Linked DNA regions of Homo sapiens: region 2 is linked to region 1. Evidence: chromatin contacts called from ENCODE Hi-C or POLR2A ChIA-PET data. All regions are on one chromosome and are shown on one strand. Each heading gives the region's core, a stretch centred on a gene start or an enhancer-like site at or near the end of the contact. The rest is flanking DNA. Distances are from core to core; before and after follow the strand shown.

Region 1 (3,190 bases), core at 349-2,848:
GTGCTGGAGCAACCAGGATGACCACAAAGCAAGACACACAGGCACCCACACCAGGGCAGGTGACGGCGGCTCAATGCATGGATTCACAGCCGGGCTGCACCCCAGTGCTTGGGCCCGCGGCTCTCCAGGGGCGCCACTTTCTGCCCCTGCCCCGCCAACTCCCACCAAACAACCAAAGGAGCACAACCAAAACAGAACACGGCACTTCCAAACAGCAGATCCTAATCCAGGGCAGCCTAGCCTTGCCTCCCGAGGTACAAGAGCAGGGATTCATGAGACCCCGATGATGTGGCGGCCAGCGATGGCCATCCTTTCTAGGACTCACGGGTCTGAGGCAGGAGAATAGGGTATGGAGGCAGATCACCTAAGGCCGTTTCACGCGGACTTCCTAGAACTATATTGAAAGGAAAACTCTTAACTTTCCACGCCTAAGTAACAAAAGGACCAGAGGTTACTCTTTGCAAACCCCCCACCTTTTCTGTGGGGCCGAAGGGAAACTGGCTGTCCACAACCAATCAGACTGATTGCCACCAGTCTTCCTTTGCATAGAAGTCCAACTTTGTAACTTTCACTTTAGCCTCTTAACGTTAGCTTTTTGCAACCAATCAGATGTTTGCGCAGGAGTGTGACCTTTGTAACTTCACTTCAGCCTCTGGTTGGCTGCTTTCCGCAACCAATCAGACCGATTATGGGCCACCACTTTATTTACATGAAGGGAGCACATGAGTGGCCAATGGGAAACCTCTAGCGGGTATTTGGACCGAGAAGATTGTATAACGCAGCCCTTGAGCCTGCTCAGGCCGCTCCCACACTGTGGAGACTACTTTCGTTTTCAATAAATCCCTGCTTTAGTTGCTTCCTTTTTTCCTTGCTTTGCAGCACGTTTTGTCCAATTCTTTGTTCAAAACGCCAACCTGGACAACTTGCAGTTAGGACCCTCTACCGGTAACACGACCCCTTCCCTTGTATGAGTTCATTTGATGTTCACCACCTACAAGGCCCCAGGGCTAATATGAGCTCTACTTTTCAGATGAGGAAACTGAGGCACAGAGCGGTAAAGTACCATGAGTCTGGTGGACAGACCCTTAAACTCAGGCCGCCCTGCGGCGGTGCCCTTTCTTTACGCCAGAGCGGGGGTGCCGGGACATATATGAGCACCCTGGGGAAGCCCCCAGGAGAAACAGGAAGGACTGGCTTTAGGAGGAGAGGGACGGCAGAGGGTAGGGGGTAGAGGCAAAAAGCCAGGGGCGCAGCGGCGGAGCTCTGGCGCTGGAGCCAAGGTATAGGGGCAGCGGGGCTGCGGCGGGGACCAGCCTCCCCAGCCGGGCCTCCTCCCCACCTGCGCTTCTGTGCATCGGAAGTGGGCTCGCTCCGTTGCCCCCTTCCGCCTCCAACCCCTGAAAAGCAAGACGAGGCTGAGCTCGGAGCACCGAACTGCCCCCAGAGCGCCCGGCCGCCCCCACAGCTCGCGCCGAGCGCGGACTCCCCAAGCCAGACGTTTCCTCCTGAGGTCCCCCCGCAGAGGGGTCGCCATTCCTGCTTTTGCCTGCGCCGCGAAAGCGGGCTGTTTTCGCCTCCGTCCGCCCCGCGTGGACTCGCCAGCAGCGCCGCCTCCCACCGCGACCGCAGCCTCGGCCCAGCCGCCACAGCAGTTGTCTCGATCCGGATTTCTCCTAGGCCGGCGCCTCTTGGTGCTGCCTGGGAACCCCGCAGACGCGCGCCTCAGGACCCCTGAAACACGCGCCGGCGGGGACCCCCAGTTCTGCACCCGCAGTCACGAGGCCCCGCCAGGGTGGCGACGGTTCGCTTCTGCCCGGGCCTCCCCTGTGGCTCCGAGCGCGGAGGGGAAGGTGCGGGCACCCCACTCCCTGGGGGGACTGGACTCCGTACACACGCGCCGGGCCTCGCGCCCCGAAAGGAGGCTCTGGGGCCGCCCCGCTCCTCTGGGCATTTTCTGGCACCGAAAGTGCGGAGCGAGCCCCCCAGCCGAGCACGGCTGACTAGGTTTCCCTGGCACAGGCTGCAGGCTGCTTGCCCGGCGCTGACTCCTTTCCCAGCGACTCCCGAGGGGCGGCTGTCCTCTTGCTCGGAGCCGGCGTCCCCAGCAGCGCGCCCAGGCCCTCCGTGTGGCCCGCTCATTCCCGCGGCCCGCCGGGCCGACTCCGCCGACGGCCCATGCAGACGGCCTCAGGCCCGGCGATCTGGTATTCACAGCGCAAAATGGCATTTGAATATTCATTGTGCGCATGCAGCATTTTCCAGAGAACACACAAAGATCTCTCACCACAATTATCTTGCTCCAGCTTTAAAATATTAGCTGTCACTTCTTTCACGAATCTTGTGAGAAAGTAAAGTCTTTTTTTCTTAAATTCTTTTTCCCTTGAACGCAATTACCACCTCATTCATGGCTCTTTGTGGCCACCTAATCTTGGGATTATGCCAGTGACATGACCACAAAGCAGCATGACTGACGTACCTGACAGCTCTGGCTGGTGACACGGCGGCCACAGTGAGAGGCAGCCTTTGTGGAATGAGTTCCACTGCCGCCCGCCTCGCAGGGAAGCCGGGCAGGAAGGTGTAGCCGAGAGCCGCCAGGGGACCATCCCCACCCGCGGGGACGCTTGCTTTTAACTCGAGGGCCCTGCGCACTGAGGAGCAAGGATGCCGGGGCACACCCACCTGATTCCCCCATTGTTGCCCAACATAAAACGTCTGCACCCCCATTTGGTTTGTGACTATACAGTAAAGCAACCAGGTCTGGGGACTTGGGTCCCACGGTGGAGGCCCTAGTCAGCCTTCCCCAGGCCCTCCCCACGACCGCCCTAGCCCGGTACCAATGCAAGCCCTGTGCAGCCACGCCAAGTGCAGGCACAACACAACACGTGCTGGCAGCAGATCCACTCAATTGTGCATGCACCCGGCCCCATGAAGACCCCACACTTTTGATTCCAGCTTAGCACATGGGAACTTACCTGGGATCAGCCATTCACAGGGCTTCACTAGCTTCTGGTGTGTTGGGTTGGTTATATTCTCTGACTTTCGTTCTCTCCTCCACCTTCTCTTTTCAGACCACAGAAATAATACATATTATTCAAAAATCAAACGTGATAGACATAACGTGAACAATAAACATCCTGCCATCCGCCTTCCCAAAGGCACCCTGCTTTCTCTGCCTGCAGATGTTCCCTGA
Region 2 (3,066 bases), core at 350-2,849, 730 kb after region 1:
ATTTCAGAGGTTTTGAAACCACTTGATATATTTTTATTATAATTTTACATGTTTAAAGTCAGGCCAGTCACGGTGGCTCACACCTATAATCCCAGCACTTTGGGAGGCCGAGGCGGGTGGATCACCTGAGGTCAGGAGCTCGAGACCAGCCTGGCCAACATGGCGAAACCCTGTTTCTACTAAAAATACAAAAATTAGCCGGGCGTGATGGCCCACACCTGTAGTCCCAGCTACTCAGGAGGCTGAGGCACGAGAATCACTTGAACCCAGGAGGGGGAGGTTACAGTGAGCCAAGATCGCGCCATTGCACTCCAACCTGGGTGACCCAGCGAGCCTATGTCTCAAAAAAAAAAAAAAAAAAAAAAAAACCCAGCCTGGGTGACAGAATGAGACTCTGTCTCGAAAAAAATAAATAAAAAGAGTCAAAGGATGACAATTTCCTTCCACGCAGTACTTTTTTTCCCCCCAAAATAAAATATTTAATGCTTAAGTGAGGTCAGATAATTAAAAAATCTTTGTTGCTGTAAATAAACATTAAAGAATAATTTCAGTGTGTCACAGATCACTGACTTAAGGAAAAGATACCACTTAGGTTAGGAGGGCACTTTTTTCTTCTTTTTATTTGCACAATTCTATGGAGTATATGTGCAATTTCGTTACATGCATAAATTTCGTAGTGGTCAAGTCAGGACTTCTAGGGTATGCATTACCCGGGAAGGTGTCTTGCACCCATTAAGCAATTCTCATTATCCTCCCTGCACCCACCCCCTCACCCTTCAGAGTCTCCATCATCTGACGTTCCACTCTCCACATCCATGTGAACACATTCTTAAGCACCCACTTAGGAGTGGGAACATGCGATACTTGTCTTTCTGGGCCTGGCTTCACTTAAGATAATGACCTCCACTTCCATCCGTGTGCCGGGGGAGCATTTTTAAACAGTTCGAGGTTTTCCACGCTAGCTTGGAGGCCTTCCATGCCTACAAGTGAGTTCAGAGCCAGGGCCCCCGAAATGCCTTCTGCCCCTTTAGCTTCCTCCAGAGCTCACAGCCCGCCGTGGGCCCTCCGTGAAACGCGCGGAAGGTTTATGACAATCTCAGCAAAGGCGCCAGCTTGCAGGCCTCTCCCCTGCCCTGCTCCCGACCCCAAGGAGAGCAGCGAGCGCCAGGCCCCCGGCCGCCCCCCCGGCTCCGGCCGCCCCCGCCCCGGCCGCCCCCGCTCCGGCTGCCCCCGCCCTGGCTGTCGACCACCAGCGGGGCCTCTGTGCCTGCAGCCAGGCCCCTGCGCACGCCGGGGGAGAGGCCGTACCCGGCGCAGAGCCTCGCCCAGACCGCGGTCCCGGGGAAGCGCGCGTGCCCTCTCCGGGACGCCGAAGTTGCGGTCTGGGAACGGCCGGCGCGGGGCGGGGATCTCCGCGAGGCCCGCTGTGAGGTCCGGCCTTTCCTGGACCGCTCCAGCCGGGCTCGGGAGCAGGAGCCGGCGTCTGGACGGCCCCACCGCGGCCCTCAGCCCGGCCTCACCCAAACACGTGCTCCGAGCTCCAGATCTTCATTGCCGCCGGCGCAGGGCGCGGGCTCTGCGATCCGGGCCGGGTGCTTCGGGCCGCGCGGCTCCGGGCGCGGCGTGGGCGGGGCCTCGATGGGCGGGGCGCCCTTGGATGCCGCCCACCCCGTCTGGTGGCTAGGCTGGCTGCAGCGGCTAAAAATAGCTCTGCGGGCGCGGCTGTGGCGCAGCCCCAGACCTGCGCTGCTACCCTGGGGTGCGCGATGCGCGCTTGCTGCAGATGCCGCGGGCGTAGGAGGCGACGCTCGTCCTTACTCCCACTGTCCAAATTCTCCCAAGGCCCTGTCCAGCTACGCCGGTTTGTACTGTCGGGGACGTGTGATGAAAAACAAACCTGCCAACCCTCAAAACTCCACTGCAGTTTGGGTCTTGAACAAACATTAAACCAGCATGTGAGGCCGGGCGCGGTGGCTCACGCCTGTAATCCCAGCACTTTGGGAGGCCGAGGCGGGCGGATCACGAGGTCAGGAGATCAAGACCATCCTGGCTAACACGGTGAAACCCCGTCTCTACTAAAAATACAAAAAATTAGCCGGGCGTGGTGGCGGGCGCCTGTAGTACCAGCTGCTCGGGAGGCTGAGGCAGGAGAATGGCGTGAACCCGGGAGGCGGAGCTTGCAGTGAGCCGAGATCCCGCCACTGCACTCCAGCCTGGGCAACAGAGCGAGACTCCGTCTCAAACAAAACAAAACAAAACAAAACAAAACAAAACAAAACCAGCATGTGATGTGCATCACAAGCAATCCGCCAAATAGGCTGCAAAGACAGAAATCTCAGCCTGTATCAAACAGCCGGGAGGATGCAACCTACCCCACGCATGCTCCCGAGGTAAACGAGACAGCCCTCCGGGGAGGGGACTCCACTACACCATTTGTCGCAGAGTTCATCCTAAATTCGCCTGATGATGGAGTGGCCATTGGTAAATGCAGTGGCCATTTGCGTTTGCTAATTGCCTTTATCCAAAGGAAAAATGAATTTTCATACCTTTATGACAGGAGGTAGGTTTACAATTTGAAGCCAGGTGCTCTCTGGTAGCTGGGCTCCTACCCTCCCACAAAACTGGGAGACGGGGATGACATTTCAAAGAGATGACTCCCAAGTCCTTGAGAAAATACATTCTTGAGTTATAAAACTGGGGGGAAATCTTATTTAGCTTTAAAAAAATGTACGTGTATCTCAAAAAGAATTTGTGATTACAACTTGGCAAATCCTCTAAGGAAAAAGAGTCTCCCTTTCGCATAAACTACTTTTTAGCTTTGCAAAGTACCCTGCACTGCCACAAACGAAGTTGAAGTGCACGGAAGTGAGATGCTTGTTCTAAGAAGAGGGTACTCTTCTCCAGGATGAGATAGGGCGAGAGGGCAGGGCCCTTGTCTGAGTCGGCTGAGTCTCAGCCTAGAGCAGCGCCTGGCGCCCCTGGGGCGTCCGTGGGCGTGGGGAGCGCATTTGTGCAGTGAGGCAGGGAAGTGGAAGAGCACACAGCATGACCCGAAAGACCTGGGCT

What was found. Hi-C counts contacts between places; a loop is a spot of excess contacts on that map. ChIA-PET counts read pairs that join two places held with the same protein, here RNA polymerase II (POLR2A). Pooled maps may share reads with other maps.
Region 2: a loop to region 1 is called in a pooled map, with 11 times the contacts of the local background. The contact joins the promoter of PRELID3A here to the enhancer-like site in region 1. A Hi-C loop is called at or near these places in 1 of 37 single-sample maps with no recorded cell type and 6 of 50 pooled maps. POLR2A ChIA-PET finds 5 or more read pairs at or near these places in 1 of 52 experiments (activated CD8-positive, alpha-beta memory T cell).

The regions. Positions count from the first base shown.
Region 1 is chr18:13,135,624-13,138,813 of GRCh38, reverse strand. No RefSeq gene overlaps it. Among named protein-coding and RNA genes, the nearest start is that of LDLRAD4, 82 kb to the left of the region's middle. RefSeq lists enhancers at 510-804, 813-862, 1,977-2,555, 2,556-3,135 and silencers at 1,893-2,012, 2,083-2,132. Within about 2 kb of position 1,598, at least 27 of the 41 ENCODE cell types and tissues checked have a DNase peak (open chromatin) inside an H3K27ac peak, as active enhancers do.
Region 2 is chr18:12,406,462-12,409,527 of GRCh38, reverse strand. It overlaps PRELID3A (PRELI domain containing 3A), which reads right to left and starts at 1,599. Exons shown (of 7, transcript NM_001142405.2): 1 at 1,521-1,599. The coding sequence starts at 1,552. RefSeq lists enhancers at 772-1,021, 879-1,538, 1,539-2,200 and a silencer at 1,222-1,801.